Regions from separate parts of the Mus musculus genome. Here region 2 is linked to region 1. Evidence: chromatin loops called from intact Hi-C (ENCODE). Cell type or tissue: left cerebral cortex. All regions are shown on one strand. Each heading gives the region's core, and the rest is flanking DNA. Links, peaks and the distances in the headings are about the cores only. Region 1 overlaps Hdac8 (histone deacetylase 8). Region 2 overlaps Hdac8 (histone deacetylase 8).

Region 1 (5,379 bases), core at 120-5,119:
TTGAATCATGGCCTTTCATCATAGCCATTTATAAAAGTCTACTGATTTTAGAATGTGGGGAATTAAACCCCCCTTTCTAGCGGTTTGTATACAATATAAATGGATGTCTACTGGAATGCATTTTATAGCTTGAAAGTTCTGCTTTTATAAGAAATATGCCCATCTTGTTGCCCCCTTGGGGTACAGTCACCAAAGGTCCTTTTCCTCCAACACAGGCACAACAATGCCTAATCAATTCTATATTTGCCAGAGACCCATTAGATGGGTGCCAGACTTCCCAAAACATTCTAGTTGGGAGTACCTGAGATGAGGGGCGGGGGTCCAGTTCAGTGGTGGTGTGCTTGCTCAGCAAGTACAAAGCCCCGGGTTTGATTCCTGACACGACATAAAAAAGTAATCAGGGTGATCTTTGCCTTTCTGTTAAAAAAACCAAACCAAACTAAGATGTTTCACAACTCACAAACAACTGAGGGAGTTCTTATTTAGTATTGGTAGCTTAATGAATTAGGTAGAAGGACACATCTAAATTCTGTTGAGTTTAGCTGAAACAAAGACTAGGCCTTGCTTCCAAAACAACATGCTATTTGAACAGTAAAACCCTCCAGAGTCCAGAGATAAGCACAGTTTCTGAGCATAATCTCCCCACTCCCCCCCGCCCCCCGCCTGCCTTGGTCAGCTTGCAGAGGCATGGGCGAGAGGACAATGCCAATACAAATGGAACTGTATTCGAAGGAAGCAAAAGGAGGGCCAGAGCAGTGGGTGAAAAGTTAACTGACTTCACTTAGACCACCATATTAAAACCAGATGTGGCTAAACTGTTTGGATGAGAAAAACTGGTGTTACTGATAGCGTGAACAAACCCTTTGTGCTTCCCTCCCAATACAGTATCATTACAGGGCGCTGGAGGTGTCATTTTCTTTCATTCCACATGTAGCACATTCTCAACAAGTTAAACCGTTTCTAATCTCGTGTAATTAGATAGGTCTCGCTACATCCCTCAGTTGAAGGATTTTATGAGCTTTCTTGTTCTGTCTCCCTTTTGTGACAGCTTCTTTGGAGCTGGAAACTAACATTTACTAACATTTCTTCCCTTCTGGCACCTGTCAGCTGGATGGGCTCTGGGAAAAGGAGGCTCGGGAGGAAAGGAATGGAATGCCTACTCCCTGCCTGCCTGGCTTGGTATCACAGCCCTCTTTGTCTTGCTCTGCTCTGGAAAGTGCTATTAAATATACATTCAAAATAAACAATGGGCAGAGGGACGAATAAAATGATGAAGATCTTAATTTTCTATTTAACATAAACGTCAAGTTCCTTTATTTACTAAATGTGCAGCCAGGGTGAGGTGCGAGCCAGAGATGGAAGCTCTTTCATACAGCCCCAGGGTGACCCACCCTGCAAAGCACAGAGGCTCAGCTCTTTGATCTCCCCGGCCAGTCACTTTGGGCAGAGCCCACCACTAGCTACAGCGACCCCAGCATGACTGCCTTCTCTTTCTTTTGGAGCAGAGTTTGAGGAGTCATCGGACATTTGACATCAGAATCAAAGGCTGGATAAACACAAGGGTTTTTACTTCAATGAAGAAATAATAATCGCCCTTTGGAATTGAAAGTTTTCCCTTCAAAAGGCTTTACGGCTTTCCCCCAACAAGAGCTTTTCTGGGGTCATTTCTTGACCATTCTGTGACGTCTTTGTGAGGTCGCTGACTGGCAAATGCTCTCCATGTGTCGACGGGAAAACACAGAATTAAGGCCGATTATGCTTCTATGTTGTAGGGCTTGTGCATGATTGATTATATGCAGGGCCTGACCTCTTACCACAAAATTCTGTGGTTTTTGTCCCATAATGAGGAAAGACAACTGAAGGAGTGCAGTATAGAACAGAAATGCATGAGTGACAGGGCCACCTGACGTTCCCTGGTACTTTACAGTTTATAAATCGCTTTCAGAGTTGCCCTTTCATGGATAGGCAGTGTTCACTCCTATTTCACCAAAGCAACTGGACAGCAGAAATAAGAGCCTGAGTTGGCACTGGCAGAGCTCCGGGTTTCTCACGCCAGGGCGGGGCCACTGGGGTGAGCGAGTGCTGTGCCTTCCAGGAATAGTACTGGCTGCCCGAGAGAGACTCCTTGTAGATGGTCTGGATTGGAGATTAAGTTGGGTTCTCTTTGCATTCCATTTAGCAGATTGCTCATGCTTTCACTACAGATCAGGCTCAGGAATTCCTCTGCCAGCTGAGAATCTGAATGTTGCTTTGGCTGTGAGACAGTATCTTATTTATTCCCATAAATCCCTTCCCCCTCTTGTCCCTGAGTACTTTCACCCTAAAATGGAAAAGGGGGCAGGGAAGATGATGTGAACATTTGGGTGCTGGACCGAAGCCACCCTTGGCAGTTTTTGTTCATCTCTAAGACGCTCCCCAGCATCGACTATAGGCCAGTGAGTCACCCAGAGTAACACATAGTCCCTGTAGCCTTCATAAATTAGTTCCTCAAAAGTGCTGCTGAGGAAACAAAGCAAGCGGAGTTCAAGGGTGAAAAGCAAAAGCTGCTTTAAAGAACACTAGTCAATTTCCAAGGAGAGGATGAAGATGGGGCTGCAAGTGATGAAAGTGGTCTGCACTTTTCAGATTTCCTCTCCAGTTTTAAAGTGGAGGCTTGAGCCTCTTATGTCCAAGGGGAGCTTTGACATGAGGAAGTCAGTTCACCCTGGCCCTGCTCACTGTCTAACAATCCAGGGGCTCTGAGCAGTTACACAGCTCAGCATCCCTGGCAGAGGGAGGGCAGTCCCAAATTGGAAAGGAAGAAAAACGAGAAGCAGCTGGCACAAATGATGCCTAGTGCTACGCTACTCATCTATCCAGCTGTCTCTTTAGCATCGCTGTTAGTGCATCTCTCAATGACCAAGCTCAGTTTGTACACATAGAGGTCTCTTTTGGTCATTGCTGTGTTTGCTTGCCATGAAACAGAGGGAAAAAAATGTAAAGATAAGCGAAGTCAGATGGGCAGACACATCTGTAAAGATGTTTGCAGGTGCTCCTTTCTGGAAACGTACACAGAAGGAACACCACACAGGAGGGTTCTGTACAGTGCCCAGAAGCCACTTGTCACAGGCAGCATGGAGGGTGAGGACAGGCTGCATTGGTCTGTAGGACAGTTTCACTTACACTTCTATTTATAGTCTCAAAACTAAATATGAAAATGGGAGTTCCTGATTAAAGGATGGCCATTTGGAGATACGCGTGGCTTTGTTTTTCTACACTTCTAGAGAGCCAACTCAGCAATACTTAGAAGAGCTCTAATCAATAGAGAGGAGGTTAATTACTCACCAACCTGGAGACCAGGAGGGGAAATGTGCAAGCTGTTTTCCCCTCAGGTAGACTTAGAATTTTTGTCTGTTTAGGCTGGAAGGGACTACAAAGTGTATCCTAGTTAAACCCCGAAGAGAACTCTGGAAGAATTGGATGTTGTCTTGGGTCACATGAGCTGGTGGAAAATTCCATTAGAAAACAAAACAAAACCACCTCTCTGGTGCTTTACGCCTCAAGTTTCTGCCCATCCTCCAGCCCTGTACCTTTAGAGACCTCTAAAGCTACCCAGCATGTCAGAGTCTGTCCAATTTCGCTCTTCTATGACAACACTGGGAAGCTCAGTGCCTGAGTACATCCTTGGCCACTACACAGGGCATGATTATTCCTGTACTACTGAGCTTCCTGAAATCTGCCCTCTTTTACAGGCAGTAGGAGGGAAATAGGAGAGCCATGCACCCAGACCAACACAGCTGCTGTGGAAGTCCACTACTGCTTACAAGTCTGTTTTTTTACTCTTTAAAACCTTTCTTTATAAAACCTTAATTTCAACAAAAGCTGTAACAATGGCTGCAGGTCGGGCTCACTAGTAAGAAATTTGGCTAGCATTCATGGAGGCCTAGGTTCCATCTCCAACAACCTGCCCTCACTCCCTGCCCCATGCAATTGTATATATTTCTAGTGTATGAGGTGGTGTTTTCACATATACATTATTAAAAAGCGATGAAACCAAGCTAAAGAACATATCTTCTGGGTTGGGAGAGGGTGAGGAGATATTAGTCAAAGGGCATGCGTGTCAGGTAGGAGGAGGAAGGATCACGATGAACTTAACACTGGCCCGCTGTGTACTTGGAAATTGCCAGAGGAGCAGATTTGAAATGTTTTCATCATAGTTTTTACAGGTTCCAATCTGAAAGTTCTTAGAAGAAAAGAATTCCTCTCAAGTTCTCATTTTAAGATATAATTGATATGTACAAATGCCTCATATACCTAAATCATATTTGTATGTAATTTTCTATACCTAAACACTTAACATACATGTAAATTATGGAGTCTAAAATATGTAGCTGTAAACCTACCACTGCCGTGCACACATCTACCAAATATGACCAGCTGCACTGAGGCACCCGTCCCCCACAAGCTACCCTCACCCCACCCCACTGTTTTAAGTACTAGAGCGGTATGGTAACATGTAATATCTGATAGAGGAAGTCCTATCTTACTGCTCTTCAAGAATGCCCTGGCTTTTCTTTGCATACCTATATAAAATTTAGAAGCAACTCATCAAATTCCATGAAAGGCCCTGTAAGATTTTTGATAGGAATTACAATGGCTATATTGATTGCTTTAGACTATCTATTGATTGTAAAGGATAGCTTTACAATATTGAGTCTCCCTACCTCTGAACAGGACACGGCTCTTTATCTTGATAAAGTTTTATAATTTCCTCCACAATGGATCTCTGGCACATATTTTGTTTGATTTATTCTTGACACCTTCTATTTTTACTGCTGTCGTAGTTTTAATTGCATTTTTGATTCTTGCTGCTGCTGTATAGACATGACACTGATCTCCTTGCATTCTTTCTGAAATGTGTATCAATCCGACTTTTCCATTTAGCTCTAGTAACATTCCTCCAGGCCTCCGTGACTCTCTGTTGCTTAGTGCAACTGTCAATTTTCAGTTCTTATCTTGCTTGATTTTCCCAGCAGCACGTGACACAGTTGAGCACAACCTCCTCTTTGAAACACATTTGTCACCTGGCTTCTAGAACTGCATACTCTTGATTTTCCCTCTTTGTGTCTGTTTTCAGTTCTTTCTGTCTTCTTTGCTAGTTCTTATTTCTCCTCCAACATTTTGACTTGGGACTATCTCAGAGCTCAGTTTCTAGACATCTCCTCTTCTCCAGCTATACACCACCCCCCTTGGTGATTTTATTTATCTCATAGTTTTAAAATTTACCCATATATTAACTCCCAGTTTTACAATGCTAGTCCAACTCACCGTCAGGAAATAGCTAGAGAGCTGTATTTTTCCCTTCTACCAACTTGACATCTCCAGCTCAACATGCCCAAG
Region 2 (5,379 bases), core at 229-5,228, 130 kb after region 1:
ATCCATTACTGTAAGGTAGGGCTGGTTAACATATCACACACACATACACATGCACACACACACATACACAAATACAGATACACACACACATATACACAGACACACACACACACATAAACACACAATACACACATACATACACACACACATACACACACACACACACACAAACACACACACACACACACACACACACACACATATTCATCCCACCATTTCCGTGTCTAATGTCCAAACGTTCCTATGCTATTTTTCTCTGGGCTCTTTCCTATACCTCTTCACGACTCCTGCAGCCCCATTCACGTGGCTGTCAAATGCACAGCACTTGTGAGAACTGACTCAGACTCGATGGCTTTTACAGATCAACCTTTAGTATTTACAACTGATTGTTTCCTCTCCCAAAGGCGAAGGAAAAACCAGAACTCCTTCTTTTACTTTATTTCACATTTCTGTCCAACAAGCTTTAGAGATGTATATGTTCTATAAACGTAAGATAGAAACTGGGATAGGAACCAAGAACCCAAGTCTCTTTGCTTTAGTTTCTTTTCTACCGCAAAATTGCTAGTCTAACCTACTGCCTTCAATAGGAATGTTAGCACAATATATCTAAAATGCATTTATAAAAGTAAAAAGTATTACCTATTCTAATTATACACTTCATATTTTTCTTTCAATGAGACTCAAATTCTGATTTAATATAGCTAAATAAATCAGTTCTATGCACACCTGCTTCTCTCCACACAAAATATGCATGTACACAAAACACAGGCACCTGATTATGGGAAATCAGAAATTAGGCCCACATAATGGATTTTCTTTTAACCACCCACTCGACATTTATAGTCCACTTTAAGGGCTCCATGCCTAGAATTGGCAGCTCTAGGAACAGTGAGATCAGTTTGTCTACAGTTGTTCCCAACCTTTTTTGGCTCTGGTACACCTACACTTGCTTCCAAAAATATACCCCACAGTCTGGTGCTCAATGGAATGAAAATCTTCCCTGAGCTAATAGAATATAAAACAGGGGAGGGAACAGACATAGCTCTGTATTTCCGGGTACTCGTACAACACAGTGAGGCAAAGCAGCGGAAAGGACATGACTGGTGCAGCACTGGGAGAAAAGGGGTTTCCAGCTGCTCCCTCGACACACTGCTTTAGGAGAGACTTACATGTATCGATCTCCAGCCACCAGTTTGGTCTTCTCTGAGACAGAGGATATAGTTTTGAAGAGATGGCTAGCTCAAAAAAAGAAAAATGGTGTGGCCAGTAGTACCATTTGAGCATATGAAAACTAATGGGTTTATACAAGGTCAAAAAATCACGCTTTGGGCCCTACTTGGAATGTATTGTAACTGCCTGAGTTAACTAGCTATAGATAATGCCTAGAAGAAAACTGATTTTAAATCAGAAACAAAAATGCGATCGAGGGCATAACTCAGATAAATCGTTCAGTCTCAGTGAGCCGCCTTCAATATTGAGCCTATTCCAAGTTGTGCCCAGTAAGAGGCAAAGATCCTTTATTTCCCTGGGCACTCAGAATTGTTCATAATTTATACCATTGCTCTCAATAATTTTATTTCTTGGGAGTTGAATCTCAACAATTTATGTCATAATTCATGTAATTAACATGCATTTCTTAGAATGTTTTTACTAAATTTTGATAATGCTTATCGTAAAATTTCTTTGCTTTTGAGGGCAAACAGAAATCTTTGAAGTTAAATGATGTTACCTTCTTTATGAATATAAATATATCTTGTAGAAAATTTACTGCAGGGGAGTCCTGGTCAGGATATTAATAATAAGAATTTAGCAACCTCCATGATACTGCTTAGATCAGTGCAGCTTCAACCTTCCTAATGCTACAACCCTTTAATACAGTTCCTCATGTTGTGGTGACCCCAGCCATAACATTAGTGAGAACCACTGGCTTACATGAAACCGTCATCATCTCTTACAAAAAGGATGCTGGAGAGAGCCATGTGCTGCCCCACAGCATTCCTTCATGTAGTATACGCTCTAACCTGTCTACAATACATCCTATATTACCAGAAGATAAAATTTGGCTTTGTGGGGAGCTGGAGAGATGGCTCAGAGTTTAAGAGCACTGACTGCTTTTCCAGAAGACTCAGGTTCAATTTTGAGTGGCTCACAATAGTCTGTACCTCTAGTCCTGGAAGCGGGTAGGAGATGATCTCCCGCCCTCTTCTGGTCTCTGCAGGTACTGCATGTACATGTTGCCTAGATACATGCAGGCAAAAGATGAATACACATAAAAATTAAAAACCTGAATTTTGTAAAATAAATTCATATTTTTATTATTGTCATGCCATTAAGGTATATCAGACAAGACCAGTTTTAAACTGATCTCAATTTATGCCTTACTTAGATTTTTCCCTAGTTTCTAGAACAATTTAAAGAGCCATATCCCTTAATTCTTAAAAGGCACAGAAAATAAAGGTTTGTGGAATTGTAACAAAGGACAGCTAGGAAGTAAATGTAGCTTGCTGGCATCCCAAGTAAGTCAGTAGTATCAACTGTGTAAGAATTGTGTGCATAATTAGATTAAAATTTGAGGACATGGCGGCGGGGGGGGGGTGACTTTTACTTGGTGATAATGACCAAAATATGGAAATCTGGAAAGCCAGGCTGCAGAACAAGTACATGCTGGAAAGCCGGGGCCAGTGCTTCTCTGGGTGCCACCATCTGCTCCTTGCACCAGAGTTCTGGGCTCTTCTTCCAGTTAAACAGAAATTGAGAATGAGAATTCTTACTATTTCAGACATTAGAAAAAGGAGAAAAGAAATCAGTCAGGTACAGATACGGACTTTGAATCTGGATCTACAATCCCCACTTGACTTTCCTGAGACAAGGCGATGACAGCATGAGCTGGCTGACTGTGGAGAACAGAAAGGCTTTCTCCAAGAGATCACGAATGGAAGGCTAGTCCCCCCTCCTTTAGCAAGGAGCAGCTCCAGGAACTATTTGGAATTAATGTTAAAATAGATGCCAGAGGAAAAATTAAACTAAAGCCAAAGAGGTGCTAAGAACCAAAAAAAGAAGACTTGGCTGTCATCCGGCTCCTTTGAAAAGATACCACGAAACAGATTAGAAAATAGATAAAATAACCTAAAATAATACTATATTGAATAATATGAGCAGTACTCTTGAAAACTGAAAATCATGAAAAACAAGGAAAGTTTTAGAAGCTTCAAAAGCCAAGAGGAACCTGGGCAGACATCATGAGTAAATGTATGGCGGCCTGGTTGGGATCCTAGTACTGAAAGAAAAGGAACCCAAAGGAAAACTTAGCTGCTGTCTGAATAGACTGTGGAGTGCAGGTAACAACTGTGCGCCAGCATTGATTCCTTAACGGTCACAAGTGTACCATGCTCGTGTGAGATACTGAATGCAGAGAAAACTGTGCGGGGTATAGGAACGCTCTACGAGGTGCCCATGTTTAAATACCTTCACATTTTTTCTAGTAAGTAAAGTTTATTAGAAAATCCTATTTCTAGGTTATTTGAAATTATTCTATTAATGAAAAAAATCCCTAAACTGAGGGTCCAACTCAGAGGCCTAGATTAAGGGCAGTAAAAGACTTTAACCATGACATGACAACAGGTCAAGGAGTCCACATTCCTCAGGAAGCCAGCACAGATAGTTCCGAATCCAGACCTAAGATCCCTTCAGCGAATGTCAGCAGGGTCAATGATTACGAAGACAATAAAGCTGTCTGCTAAACTTTGCTCATCCCAAACAACTTGAGAGCCCTAAAGCACATTGCAGACAGTAATGCAATCTCTGTGTGCAGAAGTAGAGCTAATGATTTCCATGGTATCAAACAAGCTCAGGAAATAGGACCTTTATCAGCTGTCACTGGCCCAGGAAGTGGAGTGTGGGAGGAGGCGGAGGCGGAGAAGAACACAGGCAGCCCAAGCAGCCACCCAACTTATCCTGTGGTCTGACACTAGCCTTTACAAGAGTAAAGCAACAGACTCCATGACTCTTGCTCTTCTTGCCTAATGATTCTTTAAGAACAAAGTACCATGAATATAATATTTATTAGTAGTTTATAAACTCTGAAGGGTGATTTCTCAAGGGAAATCAGCGGGCCACAGTTACCTAGTAAAACAGATGTCAAGGTGACAATATGTTGATTCTAAACATCCATCCTTCCATTCAAATCACAAATATTTATTAAAGACACACGAAAGAAGTCAGTTCAGGAGAACGCTCTGAACTGATGGAAGAGTTTAGATGACAATTGGACCAATAACTAGAAAAGCGAATGAAGGTAAGAGAATTTCATTTAGAGAACATTCTTGCTTAACCTTGCGCTCCCTCTAGTGGTCTCTTGGTTAAAATGCAATGCTTATGTAACAGCTCAGTCAGTTAATGGTTGATAAGCTCAACTACACTACAAAGGCTTATCTAAGTTTGGGATGACACTAATCTCTTTTCCCTCTCTCCTCCTCTCCCCACCCCAGCCTCTCTCTTTCCTCCCCTCCCCACTATCTCTATGTTCTGATAATTTCATTCAGTCTGTTAAGAGATTATCATTGATTCAGCCAACACATATCGGAGCATACCTTGATAAGGTAGTAGCTAATCTTTGCAGTTTAATTTATTTTCTATTTTCTAAACATTGACAATCAATAATTTGATCGGTAATGACATAAGAACATACCCCAAGGACTAAAATCAGTATTTCTTACTTTTACTTTTCTGCCATCTCTTCAACATTCACACTCATTTGTCCTTATAAACATTTTTATTGAATATTTGCTATATGCTAGGTATGATTCTAGGCAGTGAAGCGACAGGTATAAACAGGGAGGCCCCACTGAGAATGTGGTATGCAAGGACCCAAAGGGACTGAGGTGGCTTTTGGGGGGGGGGCAAGGAAGAAATAGGAATGGCAAGGGCAAAGGCCTAGGGGTGAACACAAGGAGTCAGTGAAGGAAGAGAGTAATAGTTCACCAAGGGACGGGATACAGGAGTATTTGGTAGGGACGAGCAGACCAGAGCATGGACTGTTTTGTTTTACTCTATGTGAAATGGGGAGGCAGCCAGCCAATGCAGCATGACAAGCCAAGGAGTGACAGGATCTAATTTATGTTGTGACAGGGTCACTGTGCCTGTTCTGCACAAAACAGATCAAAGGGACAAGGCTAGAAGCAAGAACACTGTCTGGGCAGCTGCTGTAATACAGTAAGAGAAATGTTAGTAGCTTCCACGGGGAGGAAGAATAAAGACCGACTGTAGACATCTGAAGACAGAATTACTGCCCCCCCCCTTTTTTTTAAGTATCTAAGCGATCGAATGTGACTCATGAGCAGGAGGAGTCAAGAATGACCCAAACATGTTTGGCTTCATAGG

What was found. A loop is a pair of places that touch in the nucleus more often than their neighbours do. Peaks named below come from ENCODE experiments on the same cell type or tissue, not always from the same donor. Only the 100,000 strongest peaks of a DNase experiment are listed, where the experiment ranks them.
Region 2: a loop joins it to region 1, with 3 times the contacts of the local background. A loop is called at or near these places in 3 of 42 quality-filtered maps.

Annotation. Positions count from the first base shown.
Region 1 is chrX:102,348,136-102,353,514 of GRCm38, forward strand. The region is part of intron 9 of Hdac8 (histone deacetylase 8); the gene reads right to left. The region is part of intron 2 of Gm32262 (a long non-coding RNA gene); the gene reads left to right. Among named protein-coding and RNA genes, the nearest start is that of Gm32262, 54 kb to the left of the region's middle. In left cerebral cortex, for the core only: no CTCF peak of the experiment used is centred there; a DNase peak (open chromatin) is centred at 2,222.
Region 2 is chrX:102,474,789-102,480,167 of GRCm38, forward strand. The region is part of intron 4 of Hdac8 (histone deacetylase 8); the gene reads right to left. Gm32262 (a long non-coding RNA gene) reads left to right here. Exons shown (of 14, transcript XR_003953070.1): 10 at 1-5,379. Among named protein-coding and RNA genes, the nearest start is that of Hdac8, 28 kb to the right of the region's middle. In left cerebral cortex, for the core only: CTCF peaks have their summits at 2,217 (motif pointing left) and 4,347 (motif pointing left); DNase peaks (open chromatin) are centred at 389, 936, 2,196 and 4,347.